2 separate regions of the Homo sapiens genome follow, and region 2 is linked to region 1. Evidence: chromatin contacts called from ENCODE Hi-C or POLR2A ChIA-PET data. All regions are on one chromosome and are shown on one strand. Each heading gives the region's core, a stretch centred on a gene start or an enhancer-like site at or near the end of the contact. The rest is flanking DNA. Distances are from core to core; before and after follow the strand shown.

Region 1 (5,880 bases), core at 2,350-4,849:
GATTGCTTGAGCTCAGGAGTTTGAGACCAGCCTGGGCAACATGGTGAGACATTGTCTCTATAAAAAATACACACACACACACACACACGCACGCACACAAATTAGCTGGGCATGGTGGTGCGTCCCAGCTACTCGGGAGGCTGGGCAACAGAGTAAGACCCTGTTTCAAAAAAAAAAGAATCTAGTTTTGCCCAAAGTGAGAATCTGCACAGCAAGCAACACCCTTCCCCTCCCCCTCTTCACACCCAAAACTTATCCCCTATGTCCCTCATTTTATTGAAATAAATAATTCCTGGCAGCAGTGCTCTGCAGGCCTAGGCTAGGCTCTGTGTGGGGAATCAAGGACGAATCAGACATAGAATTGCCCTGCAGTAGTTCGCTGTTGTCAGGAGAAAAAGACAAGAAATAACAGTAGCAAGAGAGAGAAAGGGGAAAGTGTCATAAGGAACACAGCTAAAGTGTTGCAGAAATTTAGAGAAGAGAGATTACTTCCAGCTGCACCCTTAATCACATACTGCCTCACATCTCTTGTATTATTGTCTTGTCTGGTTATTAATTCCTGTATCATTAAACAACAGCAAACCAGTCACACTGAATAATTAATGGTGTTGCTTCTTCCTCCACATCCAGATCATCAGCTCCTCCAAGTCAGGATTGGAGACTCTGATAGGCACATTTCAGAGGCTAATATCTATAGGCCCCCTCTTTTTTTTTTTTTTTTTTTTTTTTTTAGATGGAGTCTCGCTCTGTCACCCAGGCTGGAATGCAGTGGTGCAATCTCGACTCACTGCAACCTCCACCTCCTGGGTTCAAGCAATTCTCCTGGCTCAGTCTCCTGAGTAGCTGGAATTATAGGCATGCACCATCTTGCCTGACTAATTTTTGTATTTTTAGTAGAGATGGGGTTTCACCATATTGGCCAGGCTTGTCTTGAACTCCTGACCTCAAGTGATCCACCTACCTCAGCCTCCCACAGTGCTGGGATTATAGGTGTGAGCCCCAGCGCCCAGCCTATCTATAGCCTTAAGAATACCTGCTTCAGCAGAAGAGACCACCAATAAAATGTTATGGGAATAAAGCCTGTAACAATATAGTCCTTTATTAGCTTACTAATATTTCTTCAATGCATTCAACAAAATAGGAAATTCAAAGTGATAAATAGAAGACTGCTTTTCGGCTGGCTGCGGTGGCTCACACCTGTAATCCTAGCACTTTGGGAGGCCGAGGCGAGCGGATCACCTGAGATCGGGAGGTCGAGACCAGCCTGACCAACATGAAGAAACCCTGTCTCTACTAAAAATGCAAAATTAGCCGGGTGTGGTGGCGCATGCCTGTAATCCCAGCTACTGGGGAGGCTGAGACAGGAGAATTGCTTGAACCTGGGAGGCAGAGGTTGCAGTGAGCCGAGATCGTGCCATTGCACTCCAGCCTGGGCAACGAGAGCAAAACTCCATCTCAAAAAAAAAAAAAAAAAAAAAAGACTGTTTTTCCCTATAGTCACCTTTTTTTTAATTCTAGTGGGAGAAAATGTCTTCTTATTGGTGTTTCCTGGTTCCAGTGATGGATATCTCAGTTGGGTTTGTTCCCTCCTCTTGGCTACACAGAAATGTCAAATAAAGGTGACTAACTGTAATAGTAAATACACCTTGGGTGTTTAGACTGTTTTTATATAGTAATCTGAGACTCTTCTGAGAGCTTTTGTGTGTGCACCACCAGAGTATTGCCTTTTGGCATCATTTCCAAGTCTTTCCGAAAAACATGCTATGTTTCCTTTTTTCGTTTCTGATTTTTAAATGACAGATGGTTAGGAAAGGTCTTCTTTACTCTTATAATTATTTTCCCCAGTTTTTCTCCATTAAACAGCAATTACTCTCATGCATAATCTTCTTAAGTAGTTACTTTCTAGCTCCTGAAGAGCATAATCACCATGAATGTATTCATCTTATGCACTTCCTGGTTTTTCTCAGCGTGAAACTTCTACTGAATATAATTTGTACCACAGTAACTAACATGGACACTTAAACATGTTTGGTAGTTAACTTTTTATAAGCAGACCAAATTTTTAGATGAAACATTCATCTGTTTTACAAAGGGTCGTTTTCCTGGAATCTATCCAAAAGTACCTTCAAAGGGAAATTAGAAATATGACCACCGTATTTTAAATATTTTCCAAGGGAGTGGTGGAGTGAGAAAAATCTTTTTCCTCTGGCTTAAATTATCTCACATTATACCATGCTAAGCAGTTTACAAAACATGCAAATTATCTGCTTTGCAGAGAAGTAAAACCCCTTGTAAATTTATTTTTTCATGCTAGCAATATCAAAAACAATTTAACTTACACTATGCCAAACAAATCTTATTCTTATTAATTAATTAATTAATTAATTTGAGATGGAGTTTTGCTCTGTTGCCCAGGTTGGGGTGCAGTGGCATGATCTCGGCTCACTGCAACCTCCGCCTCCTGGGTTCAAGTGATTCTCCTCCCTCAGCCTCCCAAGTAGCTGGGATTACAGGCATTGTCACCATGCCTGGCTAGTTTTCATATTTTTAATAGAGACAGGGTTTCACCATGTTGGCCAGGCTGGTCTCAAACTTCTAACCTCAGGTGATCCACCTACCTCGGCCTCCCAAAGTGCTGGAATTACAGGTGTGAGCCACAGCACCTGGCCCCCCAAAAACTTGAGATTTAACAGTTAAACATATAAATCAAGTCATAACAAAGTAGTGAAAACAGAAACAAGCAGTTATGATATCTTCAGAAGAATTATAACTTATCTAAAAGCTTGGAAACAGTAAATGAAATATCAAAAGACAAAAACAAGAGATTTGATAATTTGTGAATTGTAATATTAAAGGCGATTTTGGCAGGCCATATTATTTTACCAGAAGCCACTCATGATGAATTTAGAAGAAATTTTATTCTTGGCATTTGGCATTCAGTGATGTCTACATTTTACAAATAATCTCAAAAGCGAATGAGACACAAAATTTTTTGCTTTTGTTGTTGAGTGTCAAAGTTTGAATTCTGTGGAAGGCATAGTATCCCTTAGTCTCTCAATAAAAAGTAGGCCGAGTGCAATGGCTCACACCTGCAATCCCGGCACACTGGGAGGCTGAGATGGATAGATCACCTGAGGTCAGGAGTTCAAGACCAGCCTGGCCAACATGGTGAAACCCCACCTCTACTAAAAATACAAAAATTAGCCGGGCATGGTGGTGCACATCTGTAATCTCAGATACTTGGGAGGCTGAGGCAGGAGAATCGCTTGAACCTGGGAGGTGGAGGTTGCAGTGAGCCAAGATCACCCCACTGTACTCTACCCTGGGTGACATAGTGAGACTCTGTCTCAAAAAAAAAGTATCCTATCTGACCCCCCATCTTAGTCTGTTTCTGCTGCTATAACAAAATACCACAGACTGAGCAATTTATTTTTAAAAACCCCAGAAATCTATTTCTTACAGTTCCGAAGGCTGGGAAGTCCAAGATGAAGGCACCAGCAGGTTTGTTGCCTGGTGAGGGCCCAGTGTTTGCTTTCATGAACACTGCATCCTCAGGAGGGAGGAACACTGTGACCTCACATGGCAGAGGGCAGAAAGGGAAAAGGGCTGAACACAGTTGGTTAAGATTTTTTGTAAGTCAGTCAAGCCTAATGCCACTCACGAGGGCTCCACTCTCATGACTTAATCACCTCTGGAAAGCCCCACTTCTTCTTTTTTTTTTTTTTTTTTTTTTGAGATGGAGTTTCACTCTTGTCACCCAGGCTGGAGTGCAGTGACACCATCTTGGCTCACTGCAACCTCTGCCTCCCAGGTTCAAGCGATTCTCCTGCCTCAGCCTCCCGAGTAGCCAGGACTACAGGTGCATGACACCATGCCCAGGTAATTTTTGTATTTTAGTAGAGATGGGGTTTCACCATGTTGGCCAGGATGGTCTCCATCTCCTGACCTTGTGATCTGCCGGCCTCGGCCTCCCAAAGTGCTGGGATTATCGGCATGAGCCACTCTGCCCAGCCAGCCCCACTTCTTAACACTGTGACATTGGTGATTATGTTTCAAAACATGAGATTTAGAGGGAACACAAACCTTCAAACCATAGTAGACTTCCAGTATCTGAATTTCAGTCACTCTCCAGAAGTCACACGTTAGTGTGTTTGGACAAAAAAAGCATTTATTACTATGTTTTTTCTCAAATATGGAGACTAAAAAAGGTCTCACTTAGGCCTGGCGCGGTGGCTCATGCCTGTAATCATCCCAGCACTTTGGGAGGCTGACGCAGGAGAATCACTTGAACCCGGGAGGCGGAGGTTGCAGTGAGCCGAGATCGTCCCACTGCACTCCATACTGGGTGACAGAGCGAAGCTCTGTCTCAAAAAAAAAAAAAGGTCTCACCTAGAATGCGTTTCTGGAGAATAGTATTATTGCTGGAAAATTTCATAGAATGGAGATAAAAGAAAGATAAATAGGAAGTTAGTGAATTTCTGGAGCTAGTCTCCAGATCAGAACTCTCTCTAATTGGTTTAGGAGAATTGCAACTTTGAATACAAATGGCAATATTCAAGAGAAATAAAAGAAAGAAAGAAAGAAAGAGGCAGAAGACCCTTTCCCAGAGTCACACACAACAATGGGAAACAAGCTAGTGACCATATGATCTCTCCAGGCAGTATCAGCAACAAACTAAGCTAAACAATGCCCAGAGTTACTCAGCCAGGCAATGTCCACGGCTACACACCTCAGGAATGGCGACAGCAGCTCCCAGCCACCCCTGCATTCCTGCGTGCTGTCGCTTCTCCTTCCTGCTTCTCCCTGAGCCTGACCCACCTCATCACCCCATGCTGGATGCCTGGCCCTGCAGCTGGCCTCCTAGGCTCCAGTCTGTCCCACCGCCAAACTGTGAAGCACCTTCCTCTGAGTTTGCTCCGTAAAATACAGGTGTGTTTGTGTCCCTCCGAACTTTAAACTACTTCAGGGAATGGCCCATTGCCTTCACCAGACTGTTTCTACTTTGTAACTGTGATTCACGCTCCTCGGGATATGGTCTTAAACCCCCTTTCGTCACACCCTTCTCTCTGGTGAGAGGAGTTCCCCAAGGTTCCGTCATGGAGGAGCCGGACTATTCACATCTCCACTGGGAGTTCCTGATGGGGTGTTCCCCTCCCCACCTCAAGCACATCTTGATCCCTAGGGCAAAATCCACTTCCGTTAGAAAGAAAAATGACATTGAGGGGATCGCCTTTGGGAAGCCGTCTCTCACCATGTCCCATAGCCCACCAGCCCCCTCCAACAGATCTGAGTCCTCCTTCCTGTGGACCTCACTGGTGTGCAGGGCTGATCATGTGGGCAGGCTTGTGATATTTATTTATTTATTTAATTTATTTATTTTTGAGATGGAGTTTCACTCTTGTTGCCCAGGCTGGAGTGCAATGTCGCGATCTCGGCTTACTGCAACCTCCGCCTCTGGGGTTCAAGCGATTCTCCTGGCTCAGCCTTTCGAGTAGCTGGGATTACAGGCACCCACCATCATGCCCAACTAATTTTTTTTAATATTTTTAGTAGAGATGGGGTTTCACCATGTTGTCCAGGCTGGTCTTGAACACCTGACCTCGTGATCCACCCGCCTTGGCCTCCCAAAGTGCTGGGATTACAGGAGTGAGCCACCATGCCCGGTGTGATTTTTATTTATTATCTGCCTCCCCTAGAAGACCAGAGATCCTTAAAAGCAGAGCCAATATCTTTTTTTGAGACAGGGTCTCACTCTGTTACTTGCTTAGGCTGCAGTACAGTGAGGCTCACTGCAGCCTCGACCTCCTAGGCTCAGGTGATCCTCCCACCTCAGCTACCTAAGTAGCTGGGACCACAGGTGTCCACCACCACACCCAGCTA
Region 2 (5,880 bases), core at 1-2,500, 590 kb before region 1:
ACTTGAACCCAGGAGGCGGAAGTTGCAGTGAGCCGAGACTGCACCAGCCTGTCAGGGCAAGACTCTGTCTCATAAATAAATAAATAAATAAATAAATATTGGAGCATTAAATTCTGGGCAGCAATATACAAGCATGCTATTGTCCTACAAATCACAATATAAAATACTCTTTATTTTCATGTTTTTGAGAGCAATGAACACACAAAATATAATCTCTGGAGGAGACTAAAATTCTTTTTTCAATCCACCGTTTTCTAAGGCTTCACATCTCTAGTCCAACTTCATTGGATCACAGATAATCCCCCGCCAACTGAGCATGGTGGCTCACGCTTGTAATCCCAGGACTTTGGGAGGCCGAGGAGGGCCAATCACTTGAGTCCAGGAGTTCGAGACCAGCCTGGGCTGCTGAAACCCATCTCTACCAAAGGAAAAAGAAAAGAAAAGAAAGAAAGAAAAATTAGTTGAGTGTGATTGTGTGCACCTGTAATCCCAGCTACTCGGAAGGCTGAGGTGGGAGGATCTCTTGAGCCCAGGAAGTCAAGGCTGCAGTGAGCGGTGATCGCTCCACTGCACTCCAGCCAGGGCAACAGAGCAAGGCCCTGTCTTAAAAAAGAAAATAATAAGAATCCCATTCATTATCTTCTAATGCAAACAATCAATGGAGTTTCTAAAGACCTAGACATAGGTGGTGTCAGGACCTGCTTCTGTAACTTTTCCATCCTTTGCATTAGGCAGCGCGGAACCCCCTAGGCGACCCCGCGCTGGCCGGGAGCACTCTTTCTTCAGCCAAAGGTACGTTCCATTACCGCCCCTCGGGGGCGCGCTAGGCAGCGGGCCGGCCAAGCTGCCGCCGCCCAGGGCGCCCTGTCCCGTTCGCTTTTGTGCCGACCTGGAAACACTCTGTGGTGCTCTAGATTGTTACAAAGTTCGGGGTGGTGCAGCCCCAGCGCGCCCCGCTCCCCGGCCTGCAGGTGGCATACAAGTCTCTTCGCTGTCGGGATTCGGGACTGAATCTCTGCCGGGCGGCAACCCCTTCCCCCACCGGGATCACCGGGAAAGTGGCACCATGGATTCTCCATCTTTGACTGTGGCCACGCCCCTCTCGCTGACTCCGCCCATCCCACGGGAATTGGCGTGTGGCGATTGGAGGCGTGTCGGGGGCGGGGCTGGGGGAGGTGGGCTGAGGAGGCGGGGCCTGGGAGGGGACAAAGCCGGGAAGAGGAAAAGCTCGGACCTACCCTGTGGTCCCGGGTTTCTGCAGAGTCTACTTCAGAAGCGGAGGCACTGGGAGTCCGGTTTGGGATTGCCAGGCTGTGGTTGTGAGTCTGAGCTTGTGAGCGGCTGTGGCGCCCCAACTCTTCGCCAGCATATCATCCCGGCAGGTAACCTCAGGCTCCAAGGGGCGGCCCCGGTCCCTGGCTGTGGAGGGGTGGCTCTAATTCCGCAGAAGGCAGGAATGGGGTAAAGGAAAAAAGCGCAGATCTTGGGTGTGGAGGGAGTCAAGGCCTGCGTGCAAAGAAGGGAACAAATCCAGGTATTGAGAATGGGAAAAGAAAAGGGAAGGAGGGGATGCTGGATGCTTGGATATGCAGAAGGTCTGCTTTTGGGCCTGGGAGGGAGAAACTGGGCGGTGAGGAAGTTGGATGCAACGACAAGGGGAAAATCAGGTCTGCACTTGGGTTGGAAAATCGAGGGGTGGAAGTTGCAAGAATGCATGTAGAAGACTAAGCCTGGAGTGTAGGAGGAAGAAAACGTGCAGCAGCTGGGGGCTGGATGCAAAGAAGGCTGTAAGCCGCAGACGGGCGTCTGCAGGCAACTCAGGCGGCGAGGAATAGCCTTGAAGCCGATCCCTCGCGTCCGCCAGGGGGCGTGGAGGGGCGGAGCTCCAGCGGCCTTCAGAGGGGTCGCTAGGCCACACGGGGCGAGAGGGGGCTGGGGGAAACACCCCCGCCAGTTCCGGGTGCCTGGAGTTTAAAAGGTCCCAGCACCAGCGAGGGGAGGGGAGGGGAGGGGCGGGCGTGGAGACCTGGAAGGAGGTACCGATCCAGCCTTGATTGCAGCCCTCTTGCACAACGGCCATAAGGACGGGTGCAGGCCAAGAGCAAGGACATGCAAACCCCAAGACCTGCTAACGGGCGGCGAAGCGGGGGCACGCCCTCGCACACGCAGAGATAAATTGTGCTCCCATGACCTTTATTTGGAAAGTGCCTGCGGGCCTAAAATTGGCCTTTGTCCCACCGAGTACACTCAGCACTGTACTTTAAACCGGATAAACTGGGCTGTCTGGCAGGTACTAAAAACAGCTAAATTCTCCTGTGAGTGTTCTGTATGTTAACACTTTTATTCCTTGTTTTGTTTTAGGCGATAAACTACATTCAGTTGAGTCTGCAAGACTGGGAGGAACTGGGGTGATAAGAAATCTATTCACTGTCAAGGTGAGAATTAGCAAATTTTCCCCCTTCTTCTGTACTTTCTTTGATGTGGCAGTACAGTGTTTAACTGGTCTTGGGGGCAGGCCGAGGCACTGCAAGGGAATGAGTGAGGAATATTTCCAACAACGAATTCCAACAGCTTCCTTGTTTCTTTTAATACAGTGTCTTATCTGCAAGAGATCCTTTTTGCCCAGAAATTATTGTAGTTCATGAACTCGGCAAAAAACAATCTGGCCAAAAACTTGAGGTTGATGAAAATAATATTAAATGGCTCTTTTTTTTCATTAAACTACTCTGTATTGTTATTCCAGGTTTATTTTCTGGAATTGCACAATTATGTTAGGAGATAGGATTCAGCTACTTCATATGAGCTGGTGCCTGCTGGTCTTGGAACAGCCCTTCCTTCTGAAGTTGGGATTGGGTTGGAGACAAAATCTGAGGGGCAACAAAGGTGGAGAAGTCAGTCCAGTGGGGCCTCAAGCCCATCCCATGGAAATCAGATCCAGAAGAAATACAATTATGTTCCACATGGTAGTAACAATAAAGCTTCACTGTTTTAGTTAAAAGATGGTAAAAATTTCATGGCTAAGTAATGTGAGGAAAACCTGAAGCGTCTGAAGTATGCATTATGAGATAAAGAAAGATTACTGCAGAGAGTACAGTTGCTTTAACTGAGAAGGAAATAGTGAACTAAAAAGATATCAGTCTTCACATTTTAGGTACAATATTTGACCTCTATTAACTGTATTTGCCATCAAGAATAAATTGCCATGTCATGACTGTTGCATCATACTATATAGGGACATGGCCATGGAAGTGTATTATCAGGAACCAGATAAGTTCACTGCCTCCTTTTTTGCTTTGTTTTAAAACAAGGATAGGTGTGACAGTGGAATCAAACATGAACTGAATCATATGCTTTCAGCTGTACTACAAATTATACTTGACATTACAAATGGGAAGTAATTGACTCATCCACACCATTCTGTTCATTTCTTTTAGTCTAGTTCAGTTCCAGAAGGTTCCCCCAAAGGAATCTCCTAAACACTAGTAAGAAGAATTCTAGAATTGCGAATTTGGGAAGTGAAAATGGGCCTGGGGATTGGAAATACATCCAGGCTTGTCAAGAAACAGACGCTTACTGTCTACTAATCATTACATTTTTATTTAAAGACCAAATTACTTTAGCTCAATTTTTCAAGAAAGACTATTTTAGGCTTCTTATCTAATAATTCTTTAAAGTCAATTCTCTTGACTTTTTTAGTCCTTAAGAGAATAAAAGCAATTTGCAGCTGTGTTGTTGGATTAAAAAAGAGTTTCGATTAGAGCATCATTAGAAGGAATAGATAACTTTTAGCAGGCTCAGAGCTTCTTCTGCCTCTAGGGACAAGCTGGGACAGTTTCATTTCTTCCAAAGCGTCCAACCTTGCACTTTCTGAGAATCAGATTGATTTGTATATGCTACCCCCACACCCTATCCTTAAAGTGCTGTCTTCCTAGGACAATGCACAGTTTGTCCTATCCCACTCACTAGCAGCTTACCCTTGCCTGTGAACAGCCAGAAGAAGATGACAGGGACATGCTTGGGTCCTGGGCAGTGGCCCTACTGTATAGAGATTCTTCTAATTGAGAAATCACTTTGTTGTATTTAGCCCCACATCTCCAATGTCTGTGTTATCTCTAGGAAAACAGTTCCACCAGGAATTCTTCGTCTCGCTTTTAGACTTAAAGTTTCCCTGAATATGGGTCACAGGAACCAGCTGAATCTCCTCATGGCTAGTTATTTTTATTAAATAACAAAAACAGCCTCTTAAAGGAGGAGAAATGCTAGCACTCACCATTCTGGACATCTTGAGAGCCCAGTAAAATGATGAGTTGGACTGAAGTGTTCAATAAACATGAGATTGTGGAAATAATCTCATTTCTTAAGACAAACCAGTAGTTGAGAATAATGATTGCATTATGAAGGGCACGTTATAGGGTCAGGCTCTGCCACGCTCTAGCTAGGTGGCCTTGGGAAAGCTCTTTTTTTTTTAACAAAGTAAAATGGGGAAATGATGGCCATTTTTTTGGATTGTTATGAGGGCTAGCTCAGAAACCGCGTGTGAAACATAACACAATACTTTGTTCAGAGAAGATACTCAATTCTAATGGTAAATAGAATTGCTGTTACTAGCTTTTTATTCAACTACACATAAATTGAATTGCATGAATTGTTCTTTTAGTAGTCACTACGTTGTTTATATAAACACTACGTTGTTTATATATTTCACTTTATAATGAAATAAATGACAAGGCATGTATTTTTTTTTTCTTTTTAGGTTTATTGAAGTCAAAATGTCCAAAAAAATCAGTGGCGGTTCTGTGGTAGAGATGCAAGGAGATGAAATGACACGAATCATTTGGGAATTGATTAAAGAGAAACTCATTTTTCCCTACGTGGAATTGGATCTACATAGGTAAATGAGTTACCCCTCCGTGTAGCAAACTCAGAAAGGATAATCTGGCTGGGCATGGTGGTGCACACGTGAAGTCCCAGCTACTTAGGAGGCAGAGGCAGGAGGATCCCTCAAGACCAGGAATTCAAGTCCAGCCTGGGCAACAGAGTGAGACCCCATCACTTTAAAAAAAAAAGGAAAAAAAAGGGAAGGAGAAACAGGAAAAAAAAAAAGAATATAATCTGAATTATTTTGAGGTGAAGTTAGCTTTTTTTATATAGATATAGCTGTGTTTTGTGAATAAAGTTTGTTTTAAGCCTAAATATATTCAGATGAATCTTCTAATTTTAACATACTGCTAGAAAAACTGGATTTATCATCTAAAAGTCAAGAATTATAAGGGAAAGAATGATTTTCAGATTCTTCTAACCTTCTGTTTCCTGTGAAGGTTTTATTTGTAATAAAACAGTGGCTAAGAATAGTACAATGTATTGAGAAAAGGGAAATAAGAGAGGATGTAAGAAACAGTAAACTAAATGCAGTTAACACAATTTTGTCATTTCAAACTCAATTTTCTATCACTTTACTTAGTCAATGGACCTGTTTCCTTTTCATGCCTCACCTTTTGCCCTTTTCATACAATTGTAGTGCAGAAAGAATTCATGATGTTTCTTAGTTGAACCCCTCCTTTCCAGCAAAATTCCCTTAAATCCTGTGTCCCTTTGCCCTGTGTGTAAAGTGCCTGGGGACAGATGCAAAAGTCTATGTAATTCTCTCATTTTTTTCGCTGTGTTTTTCATAAACTTGCTTCTGTTCTTTGTACCTTTAGGTAGAGATAGAATTTTTAAAAGGGTAAAGTGGCTGAAGACTGGCATAGAAAAATATTGAGCAACACGTTTCAGCCAAACTATTGGCAACTCTAAGTGTGTTTGCCTCAGCCCAGAATTAGTCATCAAAATTTGTCCTAAGGACCTGTTTGAGTGGAGACATTTAATTCACATAATGTCATT

The links. Hi-C counts contacts between places; a loop is a spot of excess contacts on that map. ChIA-PET counts read pairs that join two places held with the same protein, here RNA polymerase II (POLR2A). Pooled maps may share reads with other maps.
Region 2: a loop to region 1 is called in a map with no recorded cell type, with 4 times the contacts of the local background. The contact joins the promoter of IDH1 here to the promoter of LINC01857 in region 1. A Hi-C loop is called at or near these places in 1 of 37 single-sample maps with no recorded cell type and 2 of 50 pooled maps. POLR2A ChIA-PET finds 5 or more read pairs at or near these places in 1 of 52 experiments (B cell).

The regions. Positions count from the first base shown.
Region 1 is chr2:207,660,103-207,665,982 of GRCh38, reverse strand. LINC01857 (long intergenic non-protein coding RNA 1857) reads right to left here and starts at 3,599. Exons shown (of 4, transcript NR_135566.1): 1 at 3,461-3,599.
Region 2 is chr2:208,250,441-208,256,320 of GRCh38, reverse strand. It overlaps IDH1 (isocitrate dehydrogenase (NADP(+)) 1), which reads left to right and starts at 1,250. Exons shown (of 10, transcript NM_005896.4): 1 at 1,250-1,382; 2 at 2,362-2,435; 3 at 4,754-4,891. The coding sequence starts at 4,770. IDH1-AS1 (IDH1 antisense RNA 1) reads right to left here and starts at 1,088. Exons shown (of 2, transcript NR_046452.1): 1 at 890-1,088; 2 at 127-418. RefSeq lists an enhancer at 1,016-1,542 and a silencer at 1,996-2,105.